Regions from separate parts of the Homo sapiens genome. Here region 1 is linked to region 2. Evidence: chromatin loops called from intact Hi-C (ENCODE). Cell type or tissue: GM12878. All regions are shown on one strand. Each heading gives the region's core, and the rest is flanking DNA. Links, peaks and the distances in the headings are about the cores only. Region 1 has its middle 55 kb from the start of LINC01796. Region 2 holds the start of LINC01831 (long intergenic non-protein coding RNA 1831).

What was found. Hi-C counts contacts between places; a loop is a spot of excess contacts. Peaks named below come from ENCODE experiments on the same cell type or tissue, not always from the same donor. Only the 100,000 strongest peaks of a DNase experiment are listed, where the experiment ranks them.
Region 1: a loop joins it to region 2, with 11 times the contacts of the local background. A loop is called at or near these places in 3 of 110 quality-filtered maps.

What each region holds. Positions count from the first base shown.
Region 1 is chr2:102,837,597-102,842,925 of GRCh38, reverse strand. It overlaps a transcript of TMEM182 not described here. Among named protein-coding and RNA genes, the nearest start is that of LINC01796, 55 kb to the left of the region's middle. RefSeq lists an enhancer at 1,586-1,635. In GM12878, for the core only: CTCF peaks have their summits at 1,485 (motif pointing left) and 2,816 (motif pointing left); a DNase peak (open chromatin) is centred at 2,785.
Region 2 is chr2:104,409,768-104,415,152 of GRCh38, reverse strand. It overlaps LINC01831 (long intergenic non-protein coding RNA 1831), which reads left to right and starts at 1,122. Exons shown (of 2, transcript NR_135589.1): 1 at 1,122-1,194; 2 at 2,484-3,001. LOC124908058 (a long non-coding RNA gene) reads right to left here. Exons shown (of 2, transcript XR_007088675.1): 2 at 3,441-3,972. RefSeq lists an enhancer at 1-263. In GM12878, for the core only: a CTCF peak has its summit at 2,559 (motif pointing right); no DNase peak of the experiment used is centred there.

The DNA of each region.
Region 1 (5,329 bases), core at 330-5,329, 1.6 Mb after region 2:
GTCATCAGCATCCCTGGAAGGGGCAATGGCTGTGATCCAGGCAACCACCCAAAGGGAGGGTGGTCCGTTGTTGGTTGTTGGGTCTACAATGGGCCAGGCACTTGGCTCTATGATGAGCAAGGTGCACACTGTCCCTTCCTTCATGGCACCGAGAATGGAGTGACATCATCTCATTCCGAAGTTAAGTCCATCCTCCAGGAAGTGGGAAATCGCAAAGATATGCAGCAAGGAAGGAACAAAATTAAAAGGTGGCTTTAAGAGGAGCTTTCTGTCAGTGGCATGCCCTTTGGTTTGGAAGGTCAATCTAACTTGAGGTCAGAGATGTATGTGACAGGGATTCCCAACGAAATTCAAGTGTATGGTAGTGCCATGCCATTCTGGGCCCCCCTACAATTCTGACCCTGTGGATCTAGGTGGAGCCCTGGAATTGGGATCCGGGGAAAGCTCCCCAGAAGCCAATGAGGTAGGAAACTGAACTAGTAATCCTGATAAGCAGCTGTGTGAGGGCAGCAGGTAGACACAGAAGATAGTGCAACATTGGAAACGGCACTGCAAGTTCAAGGATCTGTTTAGATACGGAAGATAGTGATGAAGGAGAAATTGAGGTGATCCCAGCAATTCAAGGTTCAGGAAAAGGGGACAGCACCATCAATCGGAATAAATAATGCAGAGAGGGAGGTAGGAGCATACAGATAATAATTCTGCATTTGAGTTCTAGCAGGACATCTGAGCAGAGATGGCGAGTAGTCATTGCAGGGGGGAGCAGGGGAGGGGAGTACAAGACTTAGCCCAAAGGAGACAAGTGAATTATCCTCCTAGAGGTTATACTTTATATATGGGTAATACTATATAAACAGAATGTATTCAAAATGATATTAAAATATTAGAACGATAATGAAATCTAAACAGTATTTCAGTGATGCATCTGGATTCAGATGTAACTAACCATGCTAGATACTTTCCTGAATACATTTCATTTAACCTTCGCAATTACCCTGTCATGGAATGGAGTCTCAGAGCTCTAAATTATGTAAATTGTCCAAAGTAACATACACATAGCGAGATGGAAGCAAGAATCTGAATCCGGATTTTCAGATTCTGCATTCTTTCCATGCCATCAAGTTACCTCCCACAATGAAAAAACAAACGAACAAAACTACCTGTCCAAACAGTCAGAAAATAGGACAAAAATTGATATAGCTATTGCCACCTTGAAATGGAGCTATCTATCCCTTTAACGTCCATATGGATAATTGTTCTGCTTTAGCTCCCATTTTAAAACTTGGAAGATCTGGTGAACTTAGTTCAAAGACAACAGACACCGCATGCTCACAGCATTGGACTCAGTGGTGGAGGGAGTTTTTAAAGCTGCTGCGTGTCATTGCTGCGGAGCCTGTCTGCAGTTTTGGTTCAAGAACCTTTACTGGGGCTCGGCTTGCCAAAGCACAGTTCTTCTCTTCTCCCGGTTTTAATGACTCCACAGTGACACCTGCTGGGAAGAAGGAACTGCTCAGGCCCGGGTCCTCTGCAGGATACTCACAGGGCCATGCTGAGGGGTTTGCAGGGCCATAGAGCTTTGGCTGTCCCCTGTGCTTCTGCAGGGGACGCTTCTGCACGGTTGGTGTATCACATGGAGACTGGAGCTCTGCCACACGATTAATACCCAGACCCTGGTGCCCCTCGGAGTTGGGCCGGAGTCCCAGCCTGGCCCCAGATCAGTAGAGCTCCGTGGGACTGTCACGTGCAGAGGACACAGACATCGCCTCAGTTGCCCTCTTTCCACTCCAGCTCCCCGATCCGCCTCCGCCTGCAGCTGTTAGTTCCTCCACCACAGGCCACTCTTGATGCCACTATTTGTTTCCCCATGGATCTCTGTGATCCTGCACTTAGGAACAAAGTAACACTGAAAAAAAAAGTCCCCTGGCATCACTGAGAAGAAGACGACTTCCGCAGAAAGTGCCAAAATGTTTTAGAAATAAACGGCAGACAACAGAGTCGTTGCATATTTCACTAGGCAGGATAGTAATTTATGTAATGTATTTTTAACTGTGAGAAGTGATGGGGAAACCACTTAAATATAATGTGAATTGAAGATTTGTCAGTTATGTAGTTCATGCAGTGGCAGATCTAGAAAATGTTATAAAAATTGAAGGATTACCAACAGAGAATGCCTAAAATCAGAACTCTTATTCGAGTTCTAACTCCCCCTATCTCAGGGAATTCTATGCTTTCTGGGAATATTTTGCTTTCTGTGAAAGGAGCTGGAGTTATACATTGTCTGTCAAATGTTCTTTTTTAATCGGCCTTCCTCATTTTTGTTTTAATTCCTTGGCTCTTTATTGCGTCCTCTATATGAGCCTGATGCTAACTCACGCTACCTCACCCCCTATGCCTCAGGATCACTTACCTGACCCACTAACGCCGGTGTTTACATTGGTTCCTGCCCCGTTTTAGGTGGAGGGGCCCTTCGGAGAACAATGGTGCATTCACCAAGTCTAGATTCCTCTGTAGAAGAGTTATATGCGAAGACGGAGTCTACTTTTTTCCTGGAATATGTGCTGCAGGTACCCAGGTTACAACAATCAGGAAAATGCAGCATCCACAATATATGGCGATTTCGCACTTAGGCACACACCTTTTCCCAGAGTTAAGCAAGTCAATAACTCTCTATCTCATATTCCCTTTTGCCCCTCCACCTCCCACTCCCTCATCCCTCCCCAAGGCCTCCACCCTTCGAGATGTGCTCAAAAGCCTTTTGGAAAGTTCCTGGGTTTTCAATGGAAAGATTTCTTTATAGATGAAATGCGCCCTCTAGTGGCAGATGTAAAAGTTGCAGCCTCTATTTTTAGGATTTGGGGGATGTTGGTTTCTTCTCCCCGTGAGGCACTCAGAGCTACTTCTCACTAAGAACAGATGCAAATCCCATGCTTTGTTGCTGCTTTTTCTCAAAACAATTCTACACTCCCAAAGTTTGCAGCATCCCTGAGAATATGTCTTTTGCCTATTATAACCTTATGACTCATTCTCCTGTATTGGCTGCCAGAAAATCAATCAGGGATCCTCTAACCTTCTGTGCTTCCCTTGTAGAATTGCTGGGCTTCTGACTTCAGAAGTCGCACGCTGAGAGTGATAGCACCACCTTGGCAATTCATCAGGTGGATAACAAACACGTATTTCTGCACTCTTCTCACAGAGGACTAGTTTCACAGTGTGGCTAGCAACTAGAGCTACATTGCATTTGAGTTTTGTGGTATTTCAATTTTTACCTAAAAAGTCATGTTGGTCATATGTAATACCTACACTCTTGTTTTTATGCTCCAAACAAAAAAGACCAATTTTGAAAATTTAGGATAGGTGCTGGGATCTAAAGTTTAGATCTTTAAAATCTACTCTTTTAGCACCTTGATTTAATAATTCCACTATATAGACAGGAATTATTTTTGTGTGTATATATTATATATATATATATATATATATAGCAAAACATCACAATGTACTCCATAAATATATATAATTATTATTTGTCAATTAAAACTAAATGGTTTAGACCTTCACAATAGGTATGATGTGAAGCCACTAAAAGCAAAGAAATCGGAAATCAGCGCTAATCCAGATGTGCAAATTGCTCTATCTCCTTCTTTTCCAAGCATTTCAGTCCATTGAGGAAGTCCAAGTAGCCACTTAGACAGCTTTGATGTGATCTGTGGGATCCTCATCAGTCAGAAAAAAATGGCAGGTATTTAGTACCCACTGTTTATGCCATGTGAAACAAACATAATTACAAAGGCAAAAAGAAGAATCCTGGTCACCTAGTGCTCATGCAGAAGGCAGCAAGACAAACAAATAAAAATCAATTGAGAACCTCTTTATCAGAAACAAACACACAAGCACAATTACTACTAGTGTCTTGATGCTATATGGGGTATTACTAATCATGAATGCATGGTATTCACTCAGATGAAATACAGGACTCTGTACAACCTTGGCGAAGATGGCAGTTTTTTAACCATCCTTGACTTCTCTCTCATTCCTTTATTTTTCACAGCGACAGTGTATCTCAAATTCATTCTCTTGCCATCCTTCCTCTGCCAATGGCTTGGTTGAGGTCTCATGGTCTCTCTGCCTAAACATCTGTGAGACTTTATGGACTCAAACCTTCTACATTCATTTCACCACAGGCCATTCCACCAATTACCCCACAGAACCCCAGAACACACGTCTGAACTGATTTCTACTTTTAAAATGGTCGTCCAGCCCCTGTTGTCCACTTCAACATTTGCCCCAAGTGTTTTCAGGATTTTGATTCTTCAGGTTGTTACTACTGACAAATGAAAGGGGCACCCCATTAGGAAAATAGCCAATGCACACTGCGAATTACCAAGAGGCAGAGAGGACAGATGGAGGCAGTGCCTAGGTCCTTCCATCCTGGAGCCCTCTGAAGAGCCTTCCCTGACCACCTGCAGCTGAATTTTCAGCCCTTCCCCCTCTTCACATCGGTACCATTTTATGCATGCATTCTATACACATGACATTGCATTACACTCATTTAGTTATGTGCTACACACATTGTGAAAATAGGAGCCCTTAAGAGGAGGAACAATATGTAGCCATCTCAGTAGTCCACTGCACCAAGCAGTGAAGCTAGGGAAACCAAAATCACAACTTCTAGAATCAACTAAGTTAGACCTTAAGTTAACAACATAGCTATCCCTCAAAAGTAATAATGGAGCTTCACAGTTTCCTGTTTTGAAATTGAAGACTTACAAAACCTACTTCCGTGCAGCATTAGAGAATTAGGTTTATCAAGAAAAAGGGAATAAGACTTCATGAATTTATAAACAATCATCCACTGATGCTGGGGCAGGGCCAGCTTCCGGGGTAGGGTTACCTTGGGCAGTCACACAGGGCCTGGCGCTGAGAAGGGCCCTGCACTTTGTTTAGTGCTTTGCTGCCGCCGTCTTGAAATTCTCAGTAATTTTTCAACAAGGGGCCCTGTGTTTACATTTTGCCCTAAGCCCCATGAATGACGTAGCTAGCCCTAAGGGTGAGGAACCCTCAGAAGCCACTTCTGCCTCCTTAAACAGGTAACTTCCCTGGAAGTCTCCTGCCCAGAGCAGAGAGAGAACAAAACCAGCCTGCGTGGTTGGGTCTGGGGAAAGCAGGAGAGTGCAGCTAGACCCAAGGCCACTTGAGGTACTCAGGGCCCATCAGCCCCATTCTGCTCTACGTGGTCAATGTGAAATGAACCAAGTGATCCTGCAGCAGCTCCTCTTGCTCTTCTGCTCTGGTATCCACCATTACTTTATTAACCACATTTCACGCAGGAACC
Region 2 (5,385 bases), core at 196-5,195:
GAATAGCAGTTACTTATTTATCTCACGTATTGCTCCTTGCTACCTCCCCACCACCACCGGCACGACCTCTGAAGGCACACATTAATTTCACCTCAGTATTTCCATAGCATCAATGAATAAAAACTGACTACATTTTCAACAAACGCACATGTCCTGATAAATGAGGGTCCTGACTTAATTGCTCTGTAAATTAAGAGCTCACCGTAGTGACAATAGAGAAGAGTTTTAATATTTAAAAACTCATTAAATTTGTGTACTTTGTGAATAATTAAAGTCGCAGGACCACTTTAAGGGGCTAATGTAAGTTTCATTCTTAAATGTATATCACGGATGAGGATAATTCATCTACCAAAAAAAAGCCAATTTTTTAAATTGCTAAATTTGGTTACTTTTTTTTGTCCTAATTGGTTACTTTTGGTCCTAATTTGTCTGTGGCTTTTTCCTCATCCTTTTTTTTTTTTTTCCAAATGACAATGACTGAATTAAAATGTTGTGGTCTGCGGGTTTAAAAGTCAGTTATCTGTTTATACAAAAAAAAACGATCTGTTTATACAAAAAAGAACCAGGCAAAACACACCTGGTTGGCTTCACCTTTTTTCTTATACATGAACTAAACTTTTTCATTTGCATTTGATTGTTTTCATTTGAAGTGTGCTCTAATTTGAACTATTCCCCCCCCCAAAAAAAAGTTCTGTTGTTTTTGTTTATGACTTACAGCTGTGTAAAGATCTAAATGTGTAAGTATGTGTGACGATGACAAGATTTGAAAAGATTTGTGCAAACCACAAATCCTGGTGATTACAAAAGGGAGGCTCTCTTGAAAGAGTTCACGTCAAAACCCCTGAATAACCACTAAACATAGAGAGCAGAGATTCTTTCTCCTTTATATCAAAACTTTGTCTTTAAAAGTGATGACTGCTCTAAGAATGATCTATGATTTTCCAGCCTGGTGTTCACAGTTGGGAAAGGGTCTAGTTCTGGGTCAACGAGGCTTCTGTGTCATCTTTGTATTTTTCACATCTCTTACTCCTCCTGTCCACATGTCAATGTTAGTATTGTCATCGATATTTAGTCAATAATTAAGCTGACACTCTTGGTCTGCTCAGTTTTCGGAGATCACTGGACATTTTGAAGTGTGAGCTCTCTGTGGAAGGCAAGCATACGGAACTCCGTCTGGTATTTCTTCCTGGAAACGTACGTACCATTTTTGAAAGAATCACTTTCTTGTGAACTCGATACTTCTGAAAATAAAAATGAAAAAAAAAAAAGCTGGGGCTGGGCCTTGGGGGTTCACTTTAATTAAATTGGAACATTGATCTGTCTTCAAGCAACCCTTAGCAGGGAAAAGAGGTGTCTACCGAAAAAGGAGACAATATTCATAAATCGTTGTTTTATTACAAGTTGGAAGAAGTGAAGTGGATTTCCTAGGATGTGGGTAGGGGCACACCTATTATTCTTAAAGGAGTATGATTCCAGTTCTTGTCTTTAAAAGAAATAGATGAATGCGGTAGCAATCCAAAGTCTGTGCTCCTGTGCCCTTCTAATAGAAGAAATCACAAAAATGTAGAGAAAAGTAGGTAAGAAATGCACATGCAGGATAAAAATGTAAAAGGTAAACTATTTTTTTATGCTATCAATTCATTATCACAACTGCTGAATGTTCCTCTGTCTTAGACTAGGGGCTATCTTTCCAGAGTTCTCAACTGTAAGAAAACTATTATATTAAAATGCTCTCACAATGAATCCCATGGGATTGGGGAAAGCTATGTTGCAAATGGGATTTTGCACTGTGTGAATTGCCAATCCCAAAAGATTGTGAGATCCTGTGGCTAGGCACAGGTTCTACAATATGTGCATTTGTGAAAAGGGAATGTCATCACTACATATTATTTTTACCTTTGGCAAGAATTTTATAAAATTTCAGAGCTTATCACACTCAAAAATACTTCTATAAGGGTGGCAAAATCTACATGAAATCGCTCTGGATGCCATACTATCATGCATTTATTAATTTGTTCTCATATTGTTTTTGCTTTATTTGACCTGGAAAATAAATGAAAACTGTAAGTTGCTAGTCCTATAAAATCATCCACCTGTTGAAAGCATAGCATAGCAAATACCACCATGGACATCAGGGAGGAAAAGGTAAGGAAAAGGAGTGAAACTTAGGAGAACGGATGCCAGAAAAAAAAAATGCAAGGAAGAAAATAATGGGAGATGGAAGTCTCCTTTCTCTTTTTAGCTTCTATTTTGGATATGAGCAGATGAGAAAGGAAAAGAAATTGATATGGAGAGAAACACATGGTGGAGAGTAACACAAGACCATAATACACAGAGCCACTTGCCCCAATAAAAATGTCATGTCACATGCTAAAGGACAGAGGAAGCACAGAATTGCCCATATTAAGTTTTTACTTTGTTACAAAGCATTCACTAAAAGAAAATTGGTTAAATCTGACCACATCACTGTTTGTCTTTTTCAGAAACCTACTCTCAGAAAACCCATTGAAGTCCCTGTTTTACAACTAACATAATGGGCGTGTGGAAATGCCTCTCCATCCACCAGGGGGCAGAAACGAACCCTTTGATTGGCCAGAGATCTTTGGACTTCAACTTTGATTTGGAATAGTTGTAATTTGCATAGCCTTTTCACTCTCAGACATCACTCTTTCTGTCACTAGGAACATAACCATATAGACTTTTCAAAGAAACCTCTTAATTCTGTGTGAAACTCTAAACTTCACTCTACCAATAAACTTCCCCACATTCACACTAGAGAGATGTGATGGGAATGCTGGGTCTTACATATGGTGGTCTTCATATTTTCGTGGATTTGTCTTTTGAGGCATGGAGTGCCTGACCTTTGCGTATGCAAGATTCGCTAGCATGTAAACTCTGTCACTGTCTCCCAAGAACACAGAAACAGGGCTATTAATAATTTTAATGCTTACTGTTTTGTGTAGCTTTTTTTGCAGAAACTGTCTATTAAAAAGTCAAATTTGGTGGTGCTTTTCTTGTGTTTTTGGTGGGGAGGCGGACCGCTTCCTGGAAGGAAGGGATGTGTGTAATGTATATAAAGTCACCTTGTGCTATTCTCATTCAGTTTAGCACCGTGCTGCTCAGTGATCATGGCCTTCATCAATGCAAGCATCAAAGTAAGGGTGGCCATTTCAGGAGAACTAAATGTTAGAAATAATTAAAATAACTACAACTGACATATACTCAAGGGAGCCATAAAATGTAGCCTTCTCTGATGTCCAATATGTAGCTGAACTGAAATACAATCCTTTAGCATCTGAACAAGTAAAAAAAAAAATCTGGCTCAGGAATTGTCATTGGAGTTGGTTTCTCACCACATTTCTGAATAGTTTACATCTGTTGACCAGCCCTAAGTCCTACTTAACATATGCAATCTGATGAGAGATCACAGTCTGAATTAATTGATGTAAAATAGATTGAGTTTAATTAGCACATCTTTACTATACTGTGTTGAAGATGTGGCATTTAAATAAAACTAGAACAATATCCAGTAGCACAAACATTATCGTATACAGAGATTTTAAAGGAAATCATAATAAGAAACATGAAGCCTATTGAACTCCATTAAAAAGCCAAACCACAGGGAGGTAGCCAGTCAGAAAGTACAGCCCTTGAATTTATTTTAAAAACCTACCAGTACAGCCATGCTTCTATTGCTGAATCACATCTGCCATCACTGATCTTGCCAGAAGATATAATGTAATAAAACAAACCCAGGTGATTTCAGAACCATCCATTTTTCTTTTTCTTTAAAAGTATGGGAAACAAACTCTTGGGCATGTTGGTAGTATTTTCTGGTGGTGATGAGCTCCTCTTGTCCCAAGCTCAGGCTCCCTGGTAATGGAACCCACTGTACATGCATTCGAATTTCCTCTGTGGTTCACTCTCTGTCCTTTGGAGGCTGTTGTGACAGGGCTGCTCCTTAGTGACTTCCTGGGATAGGCATGACATCAATTAGACACACACCCCACGTACTTTAACACTAACCATGACACTAAAGTGGTAAAATCCATAATAAGTAAATCCAACAACATATACATAAGCAAGATGGCAAATAGCTCAATCTTTCCTAAAATTATACATCCTTGTACTCAAGAAAACATTTGCTTCATTCAGGATTTTCCTGTGGTGATCCATCTCACTTCTATTTCTTCAGTGTTCTAACTTCATGAGTAATTTCTTTTTTTCCTTACTCTTAAAGCTATCCAACCTTGAGTTTGATTATTAGTACTTTTGTTTTTCTTTCCAAATAACAAAGAGAAAGTTCCAAGAGTTCTTGTTTGTAGGTGAAAATGATACTACTGGTTGGGCTTCGGTAGGTCATTTGCTTTGAGTTGTTTTCTAGATACAGGCTTATACTAATCTTTTTATTTTTCTCTTACCTAGCCCTGCCTATCCTCCCATCAACGATTCTTTTTTCCAACAATACTAAGTACTAGGTTGTCATTAGGTTTTAGAACAGACTGAAACAAACAGGCAGATTTTGATATGGGTATTCATGACCTGGGCTCCAACAGCCTAGTTCTCTATTCAAGGATCAAGCCAACCATCTGATGCCATACACATCTAATACTTTCTCAAAATATCACACTTTTATTTGGATCTCCATTAGATCCAAATAAATGATAAAATATCATATTTCAAAAAGCTATCTATATCATCAAAAATTCATCCTTGAAATTTTTAAAGGAAGTTTTTCTCTCTGGAAGAAAAAACGGAGCATGTCAAACCAATTATACATACAGCTGTCTAATTGCTTGCACATTTGAGGCCAGTAGGAACCAACTGTCACTGCAAGAGATAGACGTAAATCTGGCCCTTGGTGCCTGGAGGACTGACCTGTTCAGATCTGTGGTTCCATAGGCATTTATATCTAGTCTACAGGTACTGCTGGATTTTTGGTGTTGACATTTTAAGTAGTTTAATATTATTCGAATGAGACAAAATTGAAAAAGCCTCAGAAAAGGAAATGTTTTGCTGATCTGAAACACAAATCCTGCTTGAACTCCAGTGATGTAGTTCAAGGACATAACAGAACCAAAGGTAATGTTCTGATAAAATTTAGACATTTCCAAATCCATATTCAAATATGGGTATTTATGATGCATCTTGGACTCCTTGACATGTAGGAAAGTCCAGGCACCTCCATGACCTCTGAATCAGCTAGGGATAAATAGCTCAAAAATCTGTTTTAAGGGGGAAAAAAACTGATGATCAAGAGCTCTGAGCATATGAATAACAACTATAACTCATATAACAATACTAACGATATTACTAGGTGTTGTGTTCAGTTCTATGCAAATGATCATCAGGCAAGTGTGTTTCTCTACATCTAAAAGTCAGATC